2 separate regions of the Homo sapiens genome follow, and region 2 is linked to region 1. Evidence: chromatin loops called from intact Hi-C (ENCODE). Cell type or tissue: GM12878. All regions are shown on one strand.

Region 1 (8,000 bases):
TCTCACCTTGCTCAAGCTTCTCATCTCACTTAGAAAAAGGAATTTTTACAAACAAATCTTTCCATTAGCATCATAATGTTTTTCATGTTTGGCTCTGACTCAGTTTCCTTTCACTTTCTGGGAGCCTTTCCTCACCCTCCTACCTCGCTCACTCTGCTGTGGCCCTACCACCTTTCTGTTACTCAAACTCGCTTTTCACCCTCCTGCTTGGATGAATGAGCAGAGTCATTGCTTGTAGTGTCCCCTTTGTCCAAAATGTTCTTCCCTGGATATTCCCTGGGCCTGCCACATTCCACGCAGGTTTCTGTCCAGGGCTTAACTGTTTTTTGTTTGTTTGTTTGTTTGTTTGTTTTTGAGATGGAGTCTTGCTCTGTTGCCCAGGCCAGAGTGCAGTGGCGCAATCTCGGCTCACTGCAAGCTCCGCCTCCCGGGTTCACGCCATTCTCCTGCCTCGGCCTCCCGAGTAGCTGGGACTACAGGCGCCCACCACCACACCCAGCTAATTTTTTGTATTTTTTTTTAGTAAAGACGGGGTTTCACCATGTTAGCCAGGATGGTCTTGATCTCCTGACCTCGTGATCCACTCGCCTCGGCCTCCCAAAGTGCTGGGATTACAGGTGTGAGCCACTGCGCCCAGCCACCAAGGCTTAACTCTTGAGCCCAGACCCACACCTAGCACGAGCTGGGCACTGAATCAGCAAAGACTTGGAACGCGTGAACACAGTTATTGTTGTTCTTTGTGTTTGCATGTGGTGAAAGATTGGCTCATACTATATGAAAATCACTGAGATTTTTTTTTTCTCAAATATCTGTTTTCTCGAAGATTTAGGTGAGGAGTAAAGTGAGCAAGCTATTTGTAAAAGTTTTCAGAGCAAACATTCCATGATCAAAACAGGATCAAGGATTTTGCCTTTTTGTGGCTTCTTTGGAAGGAATAAGTGTAGGTCCTCAGGCCACTTCATTAAAAAAATGATTAATAGACATACTACATCTCTGTTTTCTGAAGTGATACTTTAGTGTACTTTAATTTGTTTAAGAGCTGAGCTTACAAGGAAGTATGAGACCATTTCTGTTCCTACCCTCCCAGCTCCAATTATCTGCCTTTCTGTGTTTGGGGTGACATTAGATGCATAGGACTCTACCCTGGAAATTTCCCATTAAAATATTGTTTTTCAAACCCATAGGTATAATTTGACCTCTTTTGGATGTTTAAATTGAAAATATGTGAAGAACTTAAGTCCCTTTATTTTTACCCTCTTCTGTTATTGGAGTCTTCTGCTGTTTGTACTTTATGATTCTACTTCATGGCTTCTTCTAGGCCAGTTCCCCATTGCTCTGCTTCACTGGGGTGACCGAGACCTTAAAATAAATTCTCAATCAACATGTGTAAACCAAATGAATGATTATTTGGACCCCAATTCTATAGCATAATAGTCTAAACTTGCTAACTTGGGAGGCCAAGGTGGGCAGATCACTTGAGGTAAGGAGTTCAAGACCAGCCTGGCCATTGGAGACATGGTGAAAACTGCCTCTACTAAAAATACAATAATAATAATAATTAGCTGGGCGTGGTGGCGCATGCCTCTAATCCCAGCTACTCGGGAGGTTGAGACAGGAGAATTGCCTGAACCTGGGAGGCGGAGGTTGCAGTGAGCAGAGATTGTGCCATTGCACTCCAGCCTGGGCGACAGAGCAAGCCTTCGTCTAAAATAAAATAAAATAAACTTGCTAACTTCCAGACCTAAATCTAGAGAACAGGAATGCATTGCTTTAATATTATTCAGAATTTCTTAAAAGTTGCTAGGGCATGTTTTAGAAGAAAGTGATTGTTTTCATATGTGATGAGATAACAAAGGTGATAGAGTGAATATATTTCCAAAAATGAACGTTTATTTCCAATTTTCCAATTCTGTTTGTCAAAAAGGTTTCTCTCTCAACAAGATTATTATTTCCATGTAGAAAAAAGAGCAGGGATTTGTTAAAAACTGTATGTAATACTCTAAACAACCTCGGGGTAACCAAGTATTAGTTGCGGATAAACTTACTGATCATGGCACAAGTGTTGACCTAAATCACCTCTGACTATGTTAAAGCTGAAGGAGGGCATTTTGGAAGTGCAACTGGGTCTGCAGTCCTTGACACAGAAACACACTGACTCAACACCTTCTGACGCTGGAGACTTATGCTTGACAATTGCCCTTCAAGGATAAGAAAAATCCCAGCAAGGCACCGTCCTTGGTTTCAATGATGCCCAGAGAAAAGAAAAAGAAAAAAGAATATAAATCTGATTTCTTTTCCATTGAAGCAGTTTTAATGCTTCCAGTGAAACACAGAAAATAAAGATTTGTAATTGGGAGTTCAAGGCCATCCATAGCTTCTCTCCTGAGCTTCGTCTCTACATGTAGATTTCTTGAGTTCTAGCATTCCAATGGTACCATGTTTACATCTTTTTATTTTGGGACCTTGATGGAATAAATGGAGCTATGTAGTCTACCAGAGTATGACAGATAATGGATAGCTCGTCATTTAAAACAATCTTTTTTGCCGCTAATAATTATACTAGAATTTTAAATATGCTACCTCTTCCACCAGATGGTCTTGAATAATGCTTCCATCTACTTAATTGTGCTTTTTGTAAATCAGTTGCATAAAATCTTTTGATGCAGTTTCAAAGATCCCTTTTGTAGAAGCACGGAGATCATGTAATTGGCTGAGAACAACTATCCAGTCTGAGAGGATGACCTTTTACCCTCTACCCAAAAAGAGCACTCCAGAGAGAAAGGTGCCGTAATCTGGGTTTAAGGCTTCTTACCATCATGTGGAGAGCCTGTTTCCTGTGCCACACACACAGTGGCAAGAAAGCTCAGCTTCAACATTAATGTAGAACTTCCCACGTTGCTCTTGAGAAAATCCACTCCTTAAAGAGGAAGAAAGGACCTCACCCCATGCCTCCCTCCCTCGGTGGAGATGCCCACACATGGGCACTCGGAACCAGTTGCAGGCAACTGTGAATTGGGAGGAAGGAAAGAAGAGATTAGGACTGAAAGAGGTGAGTATGTTCAAGTCTGTTTCTAGTGTAGAGATAGCGAGATGGTCACCCGTTAATTCATTTGCAAGGCTGAGAGTAATGCTGAATCCTGGCTTAGGACACCAGTAGATGACTTCCCAACAAATAAGTGGACAAAAAGATGACACCACCACCTGAAGGAACTTTTAAAGCAATGAATGAAGCACCTTGAAAAGTTAGATTTTGGTTAAGAGACACATCCCCAAAGTTAAATGAAAAGGTAGAACCTGGCTTTGCAAAACTGATGAAAAATGGCCATGTATGCTACAAAGTAAGACCCTTTTTTTGACATTTTTTTTTTTCCATGAGAGTCAACAGGGGAAAGTTTGGCTAATGTTTTCTATCACTAAAGACTTAAAAAATAACTGGAAACATTCCCATAGGCTTTGTTTGTTTGTTTTTAAGAGGCTTGTTTCTCGTTTTTCCATGCAAATTAAAATTCCTAGTGTGGCTTCTATAAATTTGAACTTTTGAAAACTTTCCCTTAGCATTTGGCTCAAAGTGTAGCTGGCACTTCCGTGTGACAACAGAGAAATTTCAGTTCTGCTTTTCTTCAGAGCTGCGTGTTATGGGTTAGATAAGTAAACTTGGCTTTCTCTGTTCTAACGACAGTGTGTCCAGGGAAGCTGGAAGAAGAATGGCTCCAGGGTTCCTGTCGATGCCAGATTTCACCAGCGCTACCCTGCTTTTATCAGTTTTCCATATAGAGCTTTCATAAAGGTTTTCTTTTTCTGTTTTTTAAATTGTGGTAAAATACATATAACATAAAATTTACCATCCGTGACACTAACTGCATTTACCATGTTGTGATGCAACCATCACCACGAGAACATTTTCACCACCCCAAAAGGAAACCCCAAACCCATTAAGCAGTTACTCTTCATTTTCCCTCTTCCACCAGCCCGTGGCAACCACTAATCTGCTTTCTGTCTGTGTGGATTTGCCAACTCTACTTTTTATGTTTCATATAAATGGAATTATGCCATATACATAACCTTCTATGTCTCACTGCTTCTACTTACAATAAATGTTTTCAATCGAAGTTCATTCACCTTGTAGCATGTATCAAAATTTCATTCCTTTTTATGGTTGAATAGTATTCCATTCCATGAATATGTCACATGTTAAAAAATTCCTTCATGAGTTGATGAACATCTGAGTTGTTTTCATTATTTTGCTACTGTGAATAGTGCTAACATGAGCATTTTTGTGAATGTTTTTATTTGAACACCAGTTTCCAGTTCCTTGGGGAATATACCCAGGAGTGGAGTTCCTAGGTCATATGGAAATTCTCTACTGGGCTCATTGAGGAGCCATCAAATTGCTTTCCATGGTGGCTGGACCATTTCACGTTCCTGCTAGCAGTTTCCTAGGGTTCCAATTTCTCCACATCCCTTCCAACACTTGCTATTGTCCATTATTTTGGTAGTTATCTAAGTGTGTGTGAAGTATCTCACTGTGGTTTTGATTTGCATTTCCCTAATGGTTAATGGTATTAAGCATCTCTTTATGTGCTCATTGGTCATTTGTACGATCTGTGTTAAAGTTTTCTTTTTGAGAAAGTGTTTTTCAGTTTCAAAAACATAGATTGTAAATTACATTTAGAATGTGCCCATTTTTCTAGCCCAGCTTGGTCCCTTTGAGAAGTTGCCCTTGGTCCTGAAACCAACAGCACAATCCTGCCAGGTGCCAGTGTCCATGCAGTGAGCTCCTGAGCTGCCTGGTTCTACCTGCTAGTGCCTGGCTGTCTCTTGACTTATGTAGCTGAAATTTCTGCATTATCTCTTCTTCCATCTGCCCAATCGACATTATACCTATTATATCACAGGCTTGATTTGTAGTTCTGCTCCTTATATTTATCCTGTCACAGGAGCTAGCAGCATGTGCTCCAGAGTTGGACTGTGATGAAGACCTTGGAGAACCCAGTATCTCAGTTTTCTCAGCTCTAAAGTGGCTATCTCCATAGTACTTGCCTTGTAGATGTGTTGTATTAAATTAGGTAATGCATATACATCATTTGGCCTGGTGTTTTTGAGGTGTACACTCAATAAGAGGTACTTTATAAACATCTTGCCTCTCCCTTTGCATGCTAGTCTCCTTGTACTGACAACCTGGTGATCCCATCTGGGTCCCCTGATAAGACCTGGATAATATGACTCTCTAGTGTTCTTAAGATACTGTTACTAAAACCATCTTTATTTATTTATTTCAACTTTTATTTTAAGTTCAGGGGCACATGTGCAGGTTTGTTATATAGGTGAATTTGTGTCATGGGGGTTTGTCATACAGGTTATTTTGTCACCCCGGCATTAAGTGTAGTACTCATTAGTTATTTTTCCTGATTCTCTTTCTCCTTCCACCCTCCACTCTCTGAGAGGCCCAGTGTCTGTTGTTCCCCTGTTTGTACAGGACCATCTTTAAAGGCATTGGGACTCAATACACAATTTCTAAATATCATGGGAATTAGCAAATTAATTTATAAGTTTTTATACAGCAGTTTAATTCTGGGAATGTAATACCGTTTATTTCTGAACAGGAAATTTAATATCATCTACTTTTTATTGAGTGCCTAACATGTTCCAGCCACTTACTATAGGTGCTTATTATATTATTTCTAATTCTAGTAATAACGCTGAAAGTTGATACTATTGTCTCTGTTCAATAGTTGAGGCATAATTGAAGTCAAATGGGAGTAAGTAACAGACCGCAGGTCTTAAGGCAGATTCACTAAGTAGCAAGGTTAAAATTTAACACTCGGTCCCCATGATCCCCCAGTTTTTTGCTCCTTCTTAATCACCATACAACTGATATTAGAGTGAGTAGCTTTAGGCATTTACTAGAATGTTTGATATTCAATGAAAAAATTCTGAAGGTGCATGGACCAATAAATATTGTGAATATCCATGTGAAGTTTGTCACTCCCCCAAAATTTCATTCCTCTTCCCATCCTTTCCATTCCTCTTCCCTGCTGCTCGTGCTCTCTCTTTTTCTACCAGATGACAGATGACTAAACAAAATAATAAAATGTGAAGCAAGTTCTGTTTTGCCCATGGAGGTGGAAAGTGAGTGTGTATGATCCGTTGGAAGAATTTGGAGAAGATTCTCTAAGAATTAGGAAATCGTTACCTGACTGAATAAAGCATGTAGAATTATGATTATTATGCAGATGTGTATCTTGTTCCTGACAAACTATAATATAAAGCAAGTGTTCTGAAAATATGTTAATGAAAAGAAGAAAGTTACACAGGATGAGAAATTCACTTTCGCAATGCTTAATGTAAAGCTGATTATAATATTGAAGTCAAAATTAATTCAGTCTTAAGTCATTCAGATAATTGAATAAATAAAATTTATATTTAATCTGATGTAATTAGCATGTTTTTATATATCAATTTCAACAGAAGAAAGAAAAGTACCGCCCACTTTATTTTCCTATGGATCTGGGGTGGCAAAATAAATTTTCATCTCGTGTGTCTGCTACAGTCTCCCAAATGATTAGTTATTTATTCCTTGTCTGAATTTGCTGACAAGGTCACCCTCAGACCTTTGCAGGTGGCAGTTGAGAGAACTTCATAGTCACCTGACCTACTTCCAAGCTGTACCGTCTACATGATGCCCAGACACATTCGACTTCCCTCTTGACTTTCTCACTTGTTCTCCTTGCCTATTTATTCTAATTTTCATGTTATCTTGGTGTATTAGAGCTATAACTCATGTTAACTCTTTTTGAGAATATAATAGAGTGAAATAAAAATATAATGTAATAGACACTGTAATAGGTTTTCTGCAGATTACTTGAGCCTGGAGTGTCCCTGGTATGGCAAGGTTTCCAGTGGTAAAGAGCTAGATAAGATTTTAATCCCATCCAACAGGGGTGATTGATTCTAATCACCTCAGTTCTGTAACATTTTATGCAATGGTATAAGTCATGTAACCAAGCAAGTATTGGTGAATGTTTATATGTTCCAGATGTATCTATTTGTAGCCACTCCTATTTAAAATGTCCGGTTGGGTCCCAGATCAGAGAAACAATTATCATTATCTACAAAATGTATGCAATGCCAATATACTTTGAACAATAAGTACTAATAATAATACAGATTTCAAATGTAATATTCTTTGAAGTAAGCAAAATAGACAACTTGACCGTGCCTGTCAGGTTCTGGGGAAGAAAGTGCCCTGTACAACCATCTTGTTTTGCTTCTTTCAAACAATGTCGGAAGTTGAGGTGATAGCAGCATCAGTAGAACCTTTCTTTCATAGCTTAGTGTGAGTTTATTTGATCTTGAGGGGCCCATCTGGATATTCACCAGAGAAGTCTGCCTGTCTGCAAATGAACATAATTTTGTGTGTGGGCTGGTACAGCGTGGGCTACCACGAGCATGGGGACTGCAGCAACCTTTGGCTCGGGTGCATGTGAAGCAGGTGCTGGGCAGTAGGGAGGAGTTAAAACATCGCTTGGAATGTTCCGGCGAGGTATCATCATGTATGGGCTTAATAAGACGCCATGACAGCAGAGGATTCTTACTCTGTGGGAGCTGACTCTAGTCCCCTGTTAGGAGATGGCAGGAGCAGCTATTCACACATACTTGTGAAATAAAACTAAGTTACACTCACACAGAGCCGTAGTGACTATAAAGGCAGTGTACACAGCTAGACGCTTTTAACTGAAAACACAAATTTTAACAGAATGTTGGTAAAGACATGGAAAATGTAGTTTCCCCATTTCTTGTAAACGTGGTTTCAGCTCTCACATCTATCCTATCCTGTATCTGTCTACATAATGCCTGTCACATGTCCACCTTGAAATCCACAGGGTATTGTGGGTGGATCTGAGAACTGCTAGAGAAAATTCTGAGATGGAATCACAATGGCATGATGACTCATTTTTCTTTATGTGTATCTGTCTTCAATTTCTTTTTCTCGTGGCAGA
Region 2 (8,000 bases), 52 kb after region 1:
GATGCCGAAGTCACAGAAGATCCAACTGAAAATGCATAAGCAGATTCAAGGGTGTGAGTCATCTTGCTGGGAGCTAGGATGCAGGACGCTGATGAAAACAGTGTGAGCACCAGTTGCTGCCCACACTCTGGGGGATATTAGCTCTGAAAAGGATAGAGGCTGAGAAGTAGCCAGCAAAATTTCTTAAATCTGCCTAATTTTCCCCTACTTCCAAATCTTGGCGCAAGTCATTCTGTCTAAACCATCAACACCTCCTCCACCAGCCTCACTCTCTGCTTATGAATTTTCTGACTAAATTAATGGAAAACTTAGAAGCAATCAGTGGAGAACTTCCACACATTCATCCCTATGTCTGTATCAATAGTCAGTGCTATGGTTTGGCTGTGCTCCCACCCAAATGTCATCTTGAACTGTAGCTCCCATAATCCCCACATGTTATGGGAGGGACCTGGTGGGAGGTAATTGAATCATGTGGACAGTTTTTTTCCCATGTTGTTCTCGTGATAGTGAATAAGTCTCATGAGATCTGATGGTTTTATAAAGGACAGTTCCCCTGCACTTCTCTCTTGCCTGCCACCACGTAAGACGCACTTTTGCTCCTCCTTCACCTTCCGCCATGATTGTGAGGTCTCCCCAGCCATGTGGAGCTGTGAGTCCATTAAATCTCTTTTTCTTTACAAATTACCCAGTCTCGGGTATTTCTTCATAGCAGTATGAAAATGGAATAACAATCAGTCTACTTTTCCTGTTGTTACTATGAATAATTGGTCTACACCGCTGAGTCAAGTCAACCTCTTCTGTGCTGCAGCCTATTCCTTCCTGCCTTCCCAAGGACATTGTGCCAGCATTTTCTTCCTCTCTCCTGTGCCATCAATTCTCCCTTGTTTGTACACTGATGCTCGAATTTTCACATCCTGAAAACATCCTCTCACGACTCCACATTTTTCTTCATGTTCTGATTCATTTCTCTGCCTACACATGCTACTTCCAATTTCTCTCCTACTCTTTTTGGATTCGTTCAAATCAGTCTTTCATGCCTCTCCTCTTCACTGAATGAGATCTTATCAAGCTCCCCAGTGAGTTCTACAATGCTAATTCCACAAATCAATTCAGAGTTCTCATACTACACATTTGATTATTCCCACTTCTTAAACTCTTGCTTCTCTCGGCTTCCAGAACACTGCTTTCTGATGGTTCTCTTTCTACCTCACCGGACACCTCTTCCATCTTGCTGCTAGTACTTTGCCCCATTTTCCTGACGTCAGAATGCCCCAGAAACTTCTCTTTTAACTTCTCCTCATTTCCAGCTACATTGACCCCTATGTGATCCCATCCTGCATTTGTATTTAAGTATCATGTAAATACTGATGACTCTAAATCATCTCCAGCCTGGACTTGTACCTGCAAATTTAAATATTATAGATGTACTTGTCATGTCCACTTGGATTTCCAAACAATATCTCCAACTCAACCCTTCTAAAACCAAACTCGTGGCTCTTCCCTAACCACCACTCTTCTAAACTTGCTTCTTCTCCTGTCTTTTTTTTTTTTTTTTTTTTGAGGTGGAGTCTTACTATGTTGCCCAGGCTGGACTCAAACTTCCCAGCTCAAGCAATCCTCCCACCTCAGCCTCTTGTGTAGCTGGGACTACAGGCTCATGCCATAACACCTAGCTTAGTCTTTTTTTTTTTTAACCTTTTTTTTTAACCTTTCCAGTTGTCTAGGCAAAAACAATGTAGATAGTCTTGACTACTTTCTTTTCTTCATGCTTTCAAACTAATCCATCAGCAAATACCATAAACTGTCTGTTTGAAATAATCTAGCACCCCACCACATCCACTGCCACCATCTTCGCCCAAGTCAATTTCATTTCTTGCCTGGACTATTATAGTACCTTCTACGTACCCTCTCTGCTTCCACACTTGCCTACCCAGAGCGTCTTCTCAACAGCAACTAGAGTGACTTTTTGAAAACATTGTTTATGCCAGTCTTCTGCTCAGAGGCCTCCAGTAGTTTTCTAAACTTCACCAAAGGTAAAACCCAAAGTCCTTGCTTCAATGGCTTCAAGATTCTACCTAATCTGGGCTCTGGCAATTCTTTGACTTCATCTTCTCTTTCACTATCTTTTGCTCACTCTGTGCCAGCTATACTGTCCTATTGCCTGTTCCTCAAACAAACTAAACCTCTCAGGGTATTTGAATACTCTGCTTCTTTCTTACTGGTATTTGCTTCCCCTCAAATCTGTATAATTTGCTCTTTTACTTTTAAACATTTCTTCTCAAATATCACTTTATCATGAGACTTTTCCTATAAAAAATAACCTCCACTCCTATTCCTTACTCTCCTTTATTTTCTCCCATGTCGTCATACAACCTACCATATTTACTTGTTTGTGTATTTATTGGGTACACCCAATAAAATATAATAAGATCTATGGAAACTGGAACTTTATTTTCATCACTGCTTTATCTTCTACTTCCACTACTTAGAAAAGCACCCAATAAACGATTCTTGTTTGATAAACATTCGAATGAGTAAGAGTGAATGGAATGAATAAAAGTTGATTGGTGTCTAGCACCACCCAGAACATCATACTGATTCAATAAACAAGTATTGAAGAATGAATGAGTGAGTTTCTAAAATTGAGGAGACAGGTACCCCCTTGTAGGCTGAAGGCAAGAAGCAGTGGGGGAAAGGTAGATCTTGCTGAGTAGTTAGTTGAACAATATATAAATATGTAATTATCAAGTAAGCCCTAGAAATAAGAATACCAGGATATTTTGCACCATCAGCAACATGATAGAATGTGGCCCAAGTGACTCTCCCTGTGCAGGGTATGGCATGGAGAGGGATTTGGTTGTTCAGGACCAGCTGATAAGAGGGATTCCCAAATCAGAGGTTATGAAGAAGCTGAATCCAGGAAATCAACCAGAGTTAGAAGATAAAATGAGTCACCAGAACCAAGGATCCAGAACCAGATTATGGAAGCACCACGGCTGGCCCTAGCTCCTTGGGCAGGTAGCATTTAAAAGCCAGACATGGAGCAGACAGCAGACAGGGTGGTGGGATTCCCCCCACAGAAGCCAATCTGCTATACATGGAGATTTCTGACATAATAGATAATGTCTTTTAGGCCTAAAACCCAGGCTCTGATTTTGGCATTTAGGTATGGAGAAATATAGAGCATGAACATGCCACATGTCCCAGCTTGAAATCCTTTTCATTCAGTCCCAGACAAGACTCTTTACTTGTTATAACCAATTCGGACCCAGTACAGGTGTCTGACTGCAAGAGACAAGGCTACGTCAGTGAAAACTCTGCAAAACCAGAATCCCGATTGGCCCGCTCTGCAGAGGCCTCCTCTGGGAAGGCCTCATCTGGGAAACCCACCTTCAGGTTTCCCAATCCATTCCATTGGAATCAGATATTTTCCTCTCGTAAAATTGGCCACAAAATACAAAGTGCCCAAAGCACTTCATCAAACCAGCCAAAAAGCACAACTCTTCTTGGCTTTCTAAGAATGCCAGCTATATAATGAAAAACATCAACTCCAGCCTCCCACACGCGTGCCCTAGTTGGACAGGAAACAGCACTTTCTCCTGCCAGAGCATCCCTGCCCCTGCCACAGTGACCAGCGCAACCTGGCAGCCCCACAACCACAACCACAACCACAACTAGAAACCAAACTTCAGTTCTCACTGCTCCCCAGCTCAGGGTGCAAACTTCTGCTCTCAAACTGTTAAAGTGAATCATCAAAGGTCATTTAAAAATGTGGCACTTACTTGAATCAATGTCTTCTTGAGCCTTTTGAAAGGTGCAGCAGGCATAAAATTTAATATTGATCGTTGGGGCACATTCCATTCCCCCTTTCAGAGTCATTTCAGAATGACAAATCATTTGTTTTGATCCATAGCAGAGCAGGTCTACTGGACGCACGGGAGTCCCGGGCCTTCTTATTTATGCTAAGCTTTCTTTTTTCTGTCCACTTCTCTCAGTTGTTTCTCCCCGCCTTAAATTTCCTAGTTCCTGCCGTCCCCTTCTGCTGGCTCCTCTTAGCTCCTGTTCTAATTTCAACTGTCATTTCCCCTGCTCTCCCGAGTGCTCTGAGCTCCTGTTCTAATTTTTCATGTCTTCTCCCAGCGCTGCCCTCCTTTCTGCCTCTCTGGCCCTCTCCTGCTCGCCTTCCCTTTTTCTCTCACTTTTACTCTTCCGTGTCCCACCGGAGACTTTGCCTCAGGTTTTGCTTCATCTTCCGTTTTCTGCATAATGTTTAATGCAGCCAGTAACACAGTGTCCATCCAATCCACTGCCTAAATCACAGATTCACAAATATAATCCTATCTCTTCTAAATATTTCCTCCGCCACTTGCAGATTCTACTTTGTCAAAGAAAATATCCTTTTTTAAAAAAAGATTCCTTGGTTGATAAGAGACAAATACGTGGAGTTGATCTGAAAACCTCTCAATCTGATATAATTCTGTCCCAATTTAATTTTCTAAAGAAGTTGAGATGGATTTTCAATGAGTATAAGCAGCTAAAAGTGGTGAATGATCTTCTGTGAGCCCATCATTATCTAAATGGAAAACTAAGTTAAGGTTGCGTTTTGTAAGAGTCATTTCTCAGGGGTCTTCCTCCTCCCTCAGTTGCATGCAGAAACAATTGCACTCTTGTTAATTACAACTGAAATAATTTGCATTATTCACAACCTGCTACACCAAATGTATAAATGGCAAACAATCTGGATGGAATTTTGAACACACTGATTTGGCCTGGTGTGAAAGAAATTCTCACCAAATGTGATGTTGGGGTATGGAAAGCAATTCATAGTTGCCTTGGATATCCAGCCTTCCTAAGACAGGTATTGATAGGGGATTCTATCTACCTGTTTGCTCTTAAGGGCAAGAGGGCTCTTTAGTACAAAACTGTCCCAGCTTTCGGGATATGAATGTTCCATATTAATGAATGCATTCATGTCCATGTAAAAGAATATAGACATGATGCCAGAAGACACTGTGAGCTCTAGGTTCTTACTCAAGGGTGAGGGCATCTCTCCTAGACTTACATAAGAACACCAGTTGGCAAATTGAAACAACTTAGTCAGCCACCTGGTGATTTCCAGGAGGCTGTGTTCATGTGATGTATTTGGCCAGTTATTTTGGCAGAATGCCTCCTTACCTGAAACATAACATTTTAAGTTTGTTGGGAGTATACAAATGTAAAGGAAGAGAAAGTTTGTATCGAAAAGGTCAGAGTTTAAAACCGTACATGTTGCATCTTATGTTTTCAAAAAATTTTCCAATCTTTCTGGAACTAATTTCAAAGCACTTTAAGAAATTATTCATGACATTATATTCTTGGCTATGTATTATTGTTATTATCTTTACAGATGGCAAAGAAAATTTGGGGTTATGACATTCAACCCACATTGACTCAATAAACTTTCCGAGTGTCCACTTTGTACCCAGCACGGTGACGATGGGTGCAGGGGTCATAAAGATGAATAAGCCCAAGTTCTTTCTCTGGAGGGACTTCCAGTTAAAGGTCATGTCAAGGGTCAACCAAAAAGCCTCATCTCAAAATCTTAAACCCAAAAACCCTTCTCCACACAACATCCCTGGAGTTAAAACTCTCCAGGGCATTTGCCATAAAAAAGAAAAGAGCATAAAACACATGAATAAATGCCTGTACATATGTTACATTTTTCACTCACTCCTTACAAAATTTACAGAATATATACAAACTTCTCAAATACATGGTGGAGAAAAGAAAACGAAATGCAAATTTAGCCCCATGTAAGTTTCTGATTATTCCCCGCTTCCGATTAAGTTATTTTCCTTTTCTAACAATCTCCAGGTTTTTTTTTTTTTTCCATGAGAATGAGCAGAAAAACAAAAACATGGGGGAGGGGGAGACTCATAGCTCTGTTGAGAAACAGGAAGTTATATGAAACTTTGTTTGCCCTTTCTGCTGTGAAGAAGTTTGCCAAAGAGCTGTAACCCTGCACTCTGCTATGTAAACCACCTACAGAAATGGCAGAGGTCAGCGTGGGAAAAGAAGGGCCGCCTTGGGCCCAAAGTGACAACAAAAGTCAGTGCTTCCAGGCATCTCAAGATGAAAAGTAGAACCGTTCAGCAGTTTAGAATTGCTTGCTTGCTTGCTTGCTTCTTCCTGTTCTTCCTCTTTTCTCTCTTCCTTTCTTCCTTTCTCCCTCTCTTCCTTCCTCCCCCCTCCCTCTTCCTTCCCTCCCTCCCTCTTCCTTCCCCTCCCTCTTCCCTCCCTTCCCTTCTTCCTTCCTTCCCTCCTTCCTTCCTTCCTCCCTTCCTACTTTCCTTCCTTTCTTCTTTGCTTAATTTTAAATCATTATAAACTGATCATATTATACCGATCTTTTCACATGTAGTCTAGTGACCTCCACTGAGTCAACACTAGAATAATATAATCTCTTTTGTTGCTGTTGAATGCCCAGCTCCTGTTTTCTTTCTGCAGTTGTGTGTGACTATGAGAATTCAGAAGGAAATACCATCTACAACAGGAATGTTCAGCCTTCTTTTTCCATCCTTGTAGGGTTACCTGGGGATGCCACAGGGGGCCTCAGGGTTGCTGAGGAAGGCCATGGCGCTGGGCCCAGCAGCAACTCTTTTCTGTTATGTAGATAGGGGTTAAATCTATATGTTTTGAAGAAAGGGCTCTGTGGCTAAAAACAAATTTTGAAAAATTGTGGCTCCAGGGAATCTTTGGGGCTACCTACTGAAATATCCAGATAATTGAAGGTTCTTTTGTGCCTGGTGTTTGCTTTTGTTTCCCCCTCAGTTTCTAAGGTACTTGCTGCCTTTTCCAGTCACAAGACGGAAATGTCTTTATAGCTTCAATGGTTACAGGTGTAATGTGGCAGAAAATTCTGATTTTAGGCCTGTGGCCTTTCTGAAATTTTTATTTCTGTTGGGTCAGTTTAGCATTAGCCACACTGTGGCAAAAAGAAGCTGCTTATGAGGCTGTTATTTACGCTTTTGGGCAACGGAGGTGTCACTTAGTTTTTTAGACCAATATTTAATTTTCTACTCCCAGGAGTTGACTTGCAGCAGTGGGTCACACTTGAGTATGTGACAGCATCTTCTGGAGGGTGAATCACACGTGGTTGTCGGGCCATCCCCTGGAGTGGAGCCTAAGAACATGCATTTTTAACAGGTTCCCAGAGGCTGCTGCTGCTGGTCAGGGAAAGTCTCACTCTCAGAACCAACAACTGAGAATCATATTTCTTGTGAAATAGATGAGTTCTTAGGACTTCCCCTAGGAAATTTTGATTTAGGGGGTTGGGAGAGAGCTTAAGAATCAGTATTTTATTTCATTTAAATTTTGTTTTCTTAAAAAAACCAAATGCCTCAGATGAAACTTAATTTCTGGGAAACGTATTTTGTCTGTGTATCAGTTTGATAACTAGCTACAGGTTGTTTGCTGAGTTAGGCAACCAGTGGCCAATCTTCTCCAGATGCCTAAATGTCTGATTTAAGACAGAACAAGAAAGACAATTGGTCTGAATCAATTCAGCAATGGGAAATTAGACTGGATGTTGAAGGACAAGTGGGAGTTTTCTGGGTGTGATAGGTGGGTAAGGAGGATATTCAGTTGGAGAAGTGAGGTGTGCAAAGTCACAACAAAACCAGAGTGTGGCAAGCTGTAGAACCAGCACCTGATTTATGAAGGCTCCAGGTGTTCTGCGGCCTCCTTACTATGTGCTGCCATAACAATCTGTTTTCCCTTCAGTTTCTCTGCAAGACTGAATGTTGGACTTCTTTTTAAGGGCAGGGAATGAGTCTTGGGCCTCTTACTCAGACGGTGGTGTGCTCACGTAGGCCTGTAAATGCATGATAGGTAAATTAGCAGTGGGCAAGGAGTTGAGAAGTCAAGTTAGAAAGACTTAGTTTGGTACCAGATTACAGAAGACCTTCAATTCCATGATAGGAAGCCCGTGCCTAAAAGTGTTATGAAGCCATAAAATTAGT

The links. Hi-C counts contacts between places; a loop is a spot of excess contacts. Peaks named below come from ENCODE experiments on the same cell type or tissue, not always from the same donor. Only the 100,000 strongest peaks of a DNase experiment are listed, where the experiment ranks them.
Region 2: a loop joins it to region 1, with 2.6 times the contacts of the local background. A loop is called at or near these places in 3 of 110 quality-filtered maps.

Annotation. Positions count from the first base shown.
Region 1 is chr15:96,038,737-96,046,736 of GRCh38, reverse strand. The region is part of intron 1 of LOC112268156 (a long non-coding RNA gene); the gene reads right to left. LOC105370998 (a long non-coding RNA gene) reads left to right here. Exons shown (of 4, transcript XR_001751688.2): 4 at 2,667-4,114. Among named protein-coding and RNA genes, the nearest start is that of NR2F2-AS1, 280 kb to the left of the region's middle. In GM12878, no CTCF peak of the experiment used is centred here; DNase peaks (open chromatin) are centred at 3,736, 3,874 and 7,906; H3K4me3 peaks cover 305 bases; H3K27ac peaks cover 1,680 bases.
Region 2 is chr15:95,986,667-95,994,666 of GRCh38, reverse strand. LOC112268156 (a long non-coding RNA gene) reads right to left here and starts at 4,232. Exons shown (of 2, transcript XR_002957737.1): 1 at 3,783-4,232. In GM12878, no CTCF peak of the experiment used is centred here; DNase peaks (open chromatin) are centred at 3,667 and 5,997; H3K27ac peaks cover 458 bases.